Linked DNA regions of Homo sapiens: region 1 is linked to region 2. The links are chromatin loops, found by intact Hi-C in ENCODE. Cell type or tissue: dorsolateral prefrontal cortex. All regions are shown on one strand.

Region 1 (5,000 bases), 140 kb after region 2:
TGACTTACCTTTCAAACCTGCCAGAAAGCAGAAGTGATATTTAATACACTTGGTATGTTTTATATATTGATTCTAATGATAATGTTTAGTCTAAGATGGACCTGACAAGGCCAGGCATAGTGGTTCAACAGCACTTTGAGAGGCTGAGGCAGGATGATTGCCTGAGCCTAGGAGTTCAAGGTTACAGTGAACTGTGATCACATCCTGCCTTCTAGCCTGGGTGACAGAGCAAGACCCTGTCTCAAAAAAAAAAAAAAAAAAGAAAAGAAATATATATATGAGAAACTAAAGTCATTTCCCATAACTTAAAAGAGGCATAGAATATTTCGAGTTGAATACAGTTTCTGCCTGGCTTGTTTTCTTCTGCCTCTTTTTTTTAAAGCTCATCTTTGGGTGAAAAATTGTCGGGATCTTCTGCAGTCCAGCTACAACAAACAGCGCTTTGATCAACCTTTAGAGGCTTCAACCTGGCTGAAGAATTTCAAAACTACAAATGAGCGCTTCCTGAACCAGGTGACTAGACTCCCAGAAGTTGAGTGCTAGGTAGTCCTTACATGGATTCTTTGTGCCCTGAGTACCAATAGACTATGGAGAACTGATACTGGAGTTGGAATAACTGTATCATTTTTAATTTCTTTCATACGTTTTGCTCACAGTGGACTCATAACTTGAAACTCATTTATCCATGTGAAATAAATAGGCAACAGTAAGTTGTTCCCATTTTGTGGGTAGCAAAGTGAAATCCAGTTGATTCATTGACTTTTCAAGGTACAGCCTCCAATCCCTCGCAAGCACATTTCCAACTACATGATTTTCTCCAGACAATATCTTTTTAGGGAACCAGAAATGTATTGGAAAAATTCTTCTTTACCCTGGTGATTCTTAGATACCCTGTCTAGACCAGGGGCCTTCAACTCTGGATATAAAGCAGAGTCACCTAAGAGCTTGTTAAAAATGCAGATGCCAGAGTCTCATTCTGGACATTTTCATCAGAATCCCTTATGTATGTTTATTCAAGGCTCCAAGCAGAAATGGATTAGAAAGCATTCACTTTGGTCAGGCACAGGGGCTCACACCTGTAATGTCAGCACTTTGGGAGGCCAAGGCAGGCAGATCACCTGAGGTCAGGAGTTCAAGATGAGCCTGGCCAACATGGTGAAATCCCATCTCTACTAAAAATACAAATATTAGCCGGGTGTGGTGGTGCACGCCTGTAGGCCCATCTATTCAGGAGGCTGAGGCAGGGGAATCTCTTGAACCTGGGAATCAGAGGTTTCAGTGAGCCGAGATAGCGCCATTGTACTCCAGCCTGGGTAACAGAGCGAGATATGGTCTCAAAAAAAAGATAAAAGAGGTCAGGCGTGTGGCTCAGACATGTAATTCCAGCATTTTGGGAGGCCGAGGTGGGCAGATCACCTGAGGTCAGGAATTCTAGACCAGCCTGGCCAACATGGCGAAACCCCATCTCTACTAAAAATACAAAAATTAGCCAGGCGTGGTGACACACGCCTGAAATCCCAGCTACTTGGGAGGCTGAGGCAAGAGAATCCCTTAAACCTGGGAGGTGGATGTTGCAGCGAGCTGAGATCATGCCACTGCACTTCAGCCTGGGTTACAGAGAAAGAAGCTGTCTCAAAAAAAAAAAAAAAGAAAGAAAAGAAAGCATTCACTTCTACATTGAGGTCTCTTACAGAACCTGAACAATAGATTAAAATGAACTCCTGTTAACCTTAGCCTCCAACCTTTTCAAGGGATGGTTTCACCCTTAGGCCAAGTAGCCTTTTTTTTGGTTTTTATTTTCTTTGCTTGCTTTTAGATAAAAGTTCAAGAGAAGTATGTCTGGAATAAGAGAGAAAGCACTGAGAAAGGGAGTCCTCTGGGAGAAGTGGTTGAACAGGTATAAGAAAAAACACTGAATGTGTAACATGCGATAACAAGAGAAGGCCTCTGGTAGCACTACAATCCACTGTCTCTCCCAATAGGGCATAACACGGGTGAGGAACGCCACAGATGCAGTTGGAATTGTGCTGAAAGAGCTAAAGAGGCAAAGTTCTTTGGGTATGTTTCACCTCCTAGTGGCCGTGGATGGAATCAATGCTCTTTGGGGAAGAACCACTCTGAAAAGAGAAGATAAAAGCCCGGTAGGAAAACTGGGTGTCTCTATCTTGTTTCTCTGATTTCTGATTCCATCAGTATGGAGGCTGGGTCTTAGCCTTGTAGACCATGCAATATGTTTTCTTGCCCTAGGAATATTTGAAGATAAACAGTAAAGAGCTGGGTGCAGTGGCTCACGCCTGTAATCCCATTGGCTCACGAGGCTGAGGTGGGAGGATCGCTTGAGGCCAGGAGTTCAAGACTAGGATGGGCACTATAGCAAGGCCCCTGCCTCTAAAAAAATAAGAAATTAGCCGGTAGCTGGCATGGTGGCACACACCTGTAGTCACTGCTACTGGAAGGCTGAGGCCAGAGGATCACTTGAGCCCTGGAGTTCAAGGTTGTAGTGTGGCATGATTGCAACACTGCACACCAACCTGGGTGACAGAGTGAAATCCTGTCTCTTAAAAAATATATATATGGCTGGGCACAGTGGCTCATGCCTGTAATCCCAGCACTTGGGGAGGCTGAGGCGGGCGGATCACCTGAGCTTGGAGTTCGAGACCAGCCTGACCAACATGGAGAAACCCATCTCTACTAAAAATACAAAATTAGCCGGGCATGGTGGTGCATGACTGTAATCCCAGTTACTCGGGAGGCTGAGGCAGGAGAATCGCTTGAACCCAGGAGGCGGAGGTTGCAGTGAGCCGAGATCGCCATATATATATATTCATATATATGTATATATACACACATATATATTCATATATGTATATATACACACATATATTCATATATATTTATATATACATATATTCATATGTTTTCATAATATACGAATATACCTATATGTTCATATATGTATATATAATATTCATATATGTATATATGTATATATAATATTCATATATGTATATATGTATATATACGTATATATGCACACATACATATTCGTATATGCATATGCACACATACATATTCGTATATATATGTGAAGATAAACAGCAAGGCCTGGTGTGATGGCTGATAAATCCCAGCACTTTTAGGAGGCCAAGAGGTGATTTGCTTGAGTCCAGGAGTTTGGAGTTTGAGGTCAGCCTGGGCAGCACAGTGAAACCCTGTCCCTACAAAAAATATAAAAAACTAGCTGGGCATGGTGGTTTGCACCTGTATGTAGCTCCAGCTACTTGGAAGGCTAAGATGGGAGGATGGCTTGAGCCCAAGAGGCAGAGCCCGCAATGAGTGGAGATCGTGCCACTGCATTCCAGGCTGGGCAACAGAATGAGACTCTGTCTCAAAAAAATAAAAAAAAAGAAAAGATAAACAGTAAAATGGAATCAGAGGAGGAGGTAATGCCAAGAGTTCCACTATTCATTGAAAACTAAGGGAGTATGTTGTGGAAAGAGAATGACAGCAGAAGCTATGTTTTCTTTCTTAATTTTTATCTGTCTTTTGATTCTTTTTTCAAAATGAGTCTAGATGGTCTAAGCAGAGGAGATCAGAAGCATCAAAATGGGGCTGGTTTGGGGCAGTGGGTGTTTTTCTCAGTGACTGTTAATCTCCAGAAGCATGGCAGTTCTAGGGCCAGAGGCTACGTGGCTTATCCTAGAGGGAGTACCTTCAGGTATACAATTATGTCTTAGTTGAGGGTTTTAAAAAAATTGTTGTCACCAGGTGCAGTGGCTCATGCTTGTAATCCCAGCACTTTGGTAGGCCGAGGTGGGTGGATCACAAGGTCAGGAGTTTGAGACCGTCCTGGCTAACACGGGGAAACCCTGTCTCTACTAAAAATACAAAAAAATTAGGCTCTGGTGGCGCGCGCCTATAGTCCCAGCTACTCAGGAGGCTGAGGCAGGAGAATCGCTTGAACCCAGGAGGTGGAGGTTGCAGTGAGCCCAAATCGCGCCACTGCACTCCAGCCTGGGCGACAGAGCGAGACTCTGTCAAAAAAAAAAAAAAATTGTTGTCAATTGTTTCGGGAGAACATCTAGGAAAGGCACGTGATGATCTCTTCTCTCTTTCTGTCCGATATGCAGATTGCCCCCGAGGAATTAGCACTTGTTCACAACTTGAGGAAAATGATGAAAAATGATTGGGTAAGTGCATATGATACCTCACACATTTCAGAAAGAAATGTATTATCATTTTAAACATGTTCTACTATTTCATTGCTAATACTTTACAGTCTCTAATTTTATGGACAGTAAGTTATTATGTCTTATTTAATTCCTGTATCTGTACCAAGTTAGAAATAAAGTCTGAATTAAAATCTATATATATGTGGTTTATAATCTTTCCAAAGTAAGTTTATTCAAAACCATTTTATTTAAATATTGGCCTAATTTTATTTTGCTTGCAGACATTTAAAGTGTTTTTGTATCTCCTTACCGTCTTTGGAAAAGAGTTTGAGACCCACAAATATGTCATGGTAAATTTAAAATCAGGTAGCAGTTTATTGTCAGAGCCAAATCTGGAATAACCAATTTAGTTGCCATTTAACTGTGCTAGACCACACTTTTGTAACACTGTATGCCCAAGAAAGAAAAAAAAAATCTACAGATGATTAATGCAGTTTTCCATCCTTTTTAACTTTTTCCAGTTCAGCCTTTTCTCTTTTCTTTCAGCATGGAGGCGCCATTGTGTCGGCTTTGAGCCAGACTGGGTCTCTCTTTAAGCCCCGGAAAGCCTATCTGCCCCAGGAGTTGCTGGGAAAGGTCAAGTCAAAGGAAAATTTGTTTCTACTTAGATTGTTATCCTGTTTAAAGAAAAATATTTTTATTAATCTATGTATTTTGACATAATTTCAGACTTAGAGAAAAATCATATTCCTGTATGCCCTTCCCCTGGATTCCTAAAATATTAACTTGATCATCATTGCTTTATCCGTCTCCGTCTTTCTCCAGAGT
Region 2 (5,000 bases):
AGGCTGAGGTAAGAGAATCGCTTGAACCCAAGAGGTGGAGGTTGCAGTGAGCCGAGATCATGCCACTGCACTCTAGCCTGGGCAATAGAGCGAGACTCCATCTCAAAAAAAAAAAAATTTACTCTTTCTTAATAACAGATGAGAAAGACCTGAGGCCAGACTGCTGTTGGTAAGAGAAAGTTTTGGTGTTTTTTTTTTTATTAGTTTGGTTCAGGGTGACTGTATTAGTCAGGGTTCTCTACAGGGATAGCACTAATAGGATAGAAGTATATATGAAGGAGAGTTTGTTAAGGAGTATTGAGTCACACCATCTGGCGAAGTCCCACAGTAGGCCGTGAGCAAGCTGAGGAGCAAGTAAGCCAGTCCAAGTCCCAAAACTTCAAAAGTAGGGAAGCTGACAGTGCAGCCTTCAGTCTGTGGCTAAAGGCCTGAGAGCCCCTGGCAAATCACTGTTGTAAGTCCAAGGGTCCAAAAGCTGAAGAACTTGGAGTCCAGTGTTCGAGGGCGGGAAGCATCTAGCTCAGGAGAAAGATGAAGGCTGGAAGACCCAGCAAGTCGGCTCATCCTACCTTCTTCTGCCTGCTTTATTCTAGCTGCCCTGGCAGGTGATTAGATGGTGTCCACCCACACTGAGGGTGGGTCTGCGTCTCCCAGTCCACTGACTCAAATGTTAATCTCCTTTGGCAACACCCTCACAGACACACCCAGGAACAATACTTTACAGCCTTTAATCCAATCAAGTTGACACTTAATTTTTTTTTTTTTCACTAACAAAACATGCTTTATTTGGTAAAAATGTGAGTGTAAAGGGGGTGAGGCGGGGCGGGCAGGACAGAAGGGTGCAGTGTTGGAGGTGGGGGCGGGGGTCTACATAGCTGGGACCTGACCCTGCAAGGTGGACATCCAGGACGGAGGAGCCAGAGGTCAGAAGTTCCGGAGGTAGGCAGTCCTTTGTTAACAGATCACTTGCTTTTCCATGGGTGAAGAGAGGAGCTCCAGAGGCCTGAGTACGATGGGGGGCAGCTGTCCAGCGACATCTAGGGAAACCCAGCCCCCAGCAGCAGCAGGAACTCTTGGGGACAGTCTGTCTTGTTGCAAAGGCCAGCACAGCAAGCAGCCTCCACATTAGTTCCACAGCTTGACTGGCTTCTAAAATGGGCATGTCAAGATCCAGAATCTCAAAGCATCCCCTCTTTGGCTCCATCATCCAAGGGTGAGAAACAGCAGAACCTAAGTGGGAGTCTGAGTCATCTTCTTGGTTCAGTTTTTAAATGAATTTTAAATACCCTCAGTCAAAAGAAAAATAGAAGGAGGCAGAAACAAAAGATATGAACCCATCCCAAAGCTGTTGGGCACTGCCACTTCTGGATGGCTCTAGTGCCAGCGGAGCCCCCATTCACTTCCATGTCAGACGTAATTCTTGGTAGGGTACTCAGAGGTCCCCCGAGAGATGGCAGGGGCAGATGTCCAGTAGCGGGCCATGTAATGGCTGGGGCCCCGTGACCCCCCGGAGGGGCAAGTGCAGCACAGCAGCCTGCCACCCAGCAACAAAAGGCCTGAGGCCGCCCAGCCCAAGTAGAGGGAGGCCCCCAGCTCCCACTTTTGGGCCTCAGCCACCAGGGGGTTATAGAAGTCCCAGATGATGGCATGCGCCGTCCAGCAAACGGGGATTAGTGTCAGGACCCCTGAGGTGACAAAGACAATCCCAGAGGTGAGCACCAGGCGGGCCTTGGAATCCTTCTCCTCCACACAGGTGGTACACTTGGCCCCAGCAAGGTAGACCAGCAAGCCGAACAGGGCCACAAGGAGGGTGATGACACAGACGGCACGTGCAGCCTGCAGGTCCTGTGGCAGCGCCAGCAGTGAGTCGTACACCTTGCACTGCATCTGGCTAGTGCTCTGCACCACTCAGGACATCCACAGGCCCTCCCACACCACCTGGCCACCACGATGCTGTTGCCGATGAAAGTGGTCACTTTCCACATGGGCAGGACGCAGGAGACCAGGCCATTCACCCAGCCCAGCAGTGTCAGGACGACTCCCAGGATCTGCATTCTGGCAGAGGCCATGGTGAGATTGAAGGAGCTGCACTGCGAAGGAGATATGCGAAATTCCTAGGCCAAGTCGACACTTAATATTAACCATCACGGTGATCTTCTAGATTGGCCCACAAATGCTGTTTCAGAAACTGCAGGATGTTCATTCTGGAACTGTACAGAGGCAATAGTACAGATGGTTGTTTTCTTTGGAAACAACAGTCTACTTAAGTGATATCATATATAAAACTTTAAGAACTAAAGATTTCATTTTGCTGTAGGCCAGGTGTGGTGGCTTACACCTGTAATCCCAGCACTTTGGGAGGCCGAGGCAGGCGATCACCTGAGGTTGGGAGTTCAAGACCAGCCTGACCAACATGGAGAAACCCCGTCACTACTAAAAATACAAAATTAGCCAGGCGTGGTGGCGCATGCCTGTAATCCCAGCTACTCGGGAGGCTGAGGCAGGAGAATCGCTTGAACCCGGGAGGCAGAGGTTGCAGTGAGCCAAGATCACACCATTGCACTCCAGCCTGGGCAACAAGAGCGAAACTCCGTCTCAAAAAAAAAAAAAGATTCCATTTTGCTAGCTTCTAATTTGCTTCAAAAAGTACCTGTAGTTTCAGCTACTTGGGAGGCTGAGGCAGGAGGATCATGCGGGCCCAGGAATTTGAGACTGTCCGGGGCAATATAGCAAGACCCCACCCTATGTCAAAAAAAAAGTATAACAAAAATTTCATCACATTACTGTAGAAATAGCACCACCTTGTGGCCCTTGAATAGTTTGTTTTCCACTCTGCTTTGTAAAGAGGCATGGTGCTTTCTCTCCGGTAGATAAAATTGAGTAGCGTTTAAGTAGTACTAGTGTGTGTTATTCAGATTGCTATGCTGAAGTAACAAGCCTTGTATTCTCAGTGGCCTAACACAAAGGATATTGTTTGTGTTGTGTGCATGTGTTTTGCTTTGTTTTTGCTGTTCCTGTCTTTCAAAACGGCTTTGCAAGCAAGATTGAAGTCTGGATGGAGGGACAAAAGTTTACCTTCTTGGGATACATCGCAACATGTAGCTTTTAAGGTGGGGAGGGAGAGATAATTTATACCTCACACTTAATTGGCTCTGATTAGAAAGGACACAATAACACAAGTTATTTCCATTCATAGGTGTTTAGCCAAAGGAATCACATGACTCCTCCTGTTTCTGCAAGGGAGGGTGAGAAGTGTAGAGAATGATTTGGATATTTGGATATTTCCCAAGCATTGCTGCTTCTGCTGTAATTTACAGTTATACATTCTCAGACAAAGCTGGAGTAACTCTAGTACTTGACAGTTACTTTTTTTTTTTTGAGATGGGGCTTCACTCTGTTTCCCAGGCTGGAGTGCGGTGGCACAATCTCGGCTCACTCCAACCTGTGGCTCCCGGGTTCAAGTGATTCTTGTGCCTCAGACACCTGAGTAGCTGGGATTACAGGCGCCTGCCACCATGCCCCGGCTAATTTTTGTACTTTTAGTAGAGACAGCGTTTCCCCAAGTTGTCCAGGCTGGTCTCGAACTCCTGACCTCAAGTGATCCACCCGCCTTGGGCTCCCAAAGTGCTGGGAGCGAGCCACTGTGCCCAGCTTACAGTTACTTTATATTAAATGGTTCAGAGGTTTCTGTGTATACCTAAATTTCCTACAGAGCAGTTTACTTTCTTTTTTTTTTGAGATGGAGTCTTGCTCTGTCTCCCAGGCTGGAGTGCAATGGCACGATCTTGGCTCACTGCAACCTCCACCTCCCAGGTTCAAGCAATTCTTCTGCCTCAGGCTCCCCAATAGCTGGGATTATAGGCGTGCAACACCACACCTGGCTAATTTTTTTGTATTTTTAGTAGAGACAGAGTTTCACCATTTAGGCCAAGCTGGTCTCAAACTCCTGACCTTAGGTGATCTGCCCACCTTGGCATCCCAAAGTGCTGGGATTACAGGCGTGAGCCACCGCACCTGGCCTACTGTTCTTAGTGGATGCTTTACATACTCCTTCACTGCATGTCTTCAATGGCAGATTCTTTATTCGAGGGCAAAAGACTAAGTACTTATAGTGTGTTAAGTACTCAGAGAAGGAGATACGAAAATGAATGAAATCTGATTCCTTCTCTTCCAAGCATGTAGCCAAGAAGACAAACATGTGTAACGTAACATGATACAATTCTAAAAAATAGATATTTTAAAGTGAGACAAACTTGGATGTGAATTCTGGTTCACCATCTACTAACTCTGTGACCTTAATCAAAATTACTCAACTTCCCTGAACCTTGTCTTCCCCATCATAACACAGGGTTGATAATATTCTGCCTATCTGCTAGGATTTCTAGGTTTAAAACTAGTGCATGTACAATACTGTATTGCCTAACATCTAATAGATACTCAGTTAACAGTAGGCATGAGTACAACACAAGGCAGTGTAATAAAATTGCCATTCGGGCCGGGTGCGGTGGCTCACGCCCATAATCCCAGCACTTTGGGAGGCTGAGGTGGTCAGATCACGAGGTCAGGAGATCGAGACCATCCTGGCTAACACAGTGAAACCCTGTCTCTACTAAAAATACAAAAAAACTAGCCGGGTGTGGTGGCAGGCGCCTGTAGTCCCAGCTACTCGGGAGGCTGAGGCAGGAGAATGGCATGAACCCGGGAGGCGGAGCTTGCAGTGAGCCGAGATCATGCCACTGCACTCCAGCCTGGGCAACAGAGCGAGACTCCGTCTAAAAAAAAAAAAATGCCATGCAATGTAAAGAGTGCTATTAGCAGTAAGGAAAGAGAATTACTTTTGACTGGAGGTGTCTGGCAAATTTTCACTGAGGATGTGACATTTGAGTTGAGACTTGATGAATGGGTAAGATTTAAATGGGGACAGAGGGCCAGGTGCGGTGGCTCACACCTGTAATCTCAGTACTTTGGGAGACCGAGGCGGGTGGATCACATGAAGCTAA

The links. Hi-C counts contacts between places; a loop is a spot of excess contacts. Peaks named below come from ENCODE experiments on the same cell type or tissue, not always from the same donor. Only the 100,000 strongest peaks of a DNase experiment are listed, where the experiment ranks them.
Region 1: it touches region 2 in a loop (2.2-fold over the local background); 1 of 110 quality-filtered maps calls a loop at or near these places.

Annotation. Positions count from the first base shown.
Region 1 is chr1:155,727,226-155,732,225 of GRCh38, forward strand. It overlaps DAP3 (death associated protein 3), which reads left to right. Exons shown (of 13, transcript NM_004632.4): 7 at 383-513; 8 at 1,817-1,897; 9 at 1,983-2,141; 10 at 4,131-4,190; 11 at 4,719-4,808. Among named protein-coding and RNA genes, the nearest start is that of DAP3, 41 kb to the left of the region's middle. In dorsolateral prefrontal cortex, a CTCF peak has its summit at 2,059 (motif pointing left); a DNase peak (open chromatin) is centred at 2,036; H3K27ac peaks cover 1,812 bases.
Region 2 is chr1:155,589,194-155,594,193 of GRCh38, forward strand. It overlaps a transcript of MSTO1 not described here and the pseudogene LOC284620. Among named protein-coding and RNA genes, the nearest start is that of MSTO1, 19 kb to the right of the region's middle. RefSeq lists an enhancer at 1,657-2,236. In dorsolateral prefrontal cortex, CTCF peaks have their summits at 2,806 (motif pointing left) and 3,013; no DNase peak of the experiment used is centred here.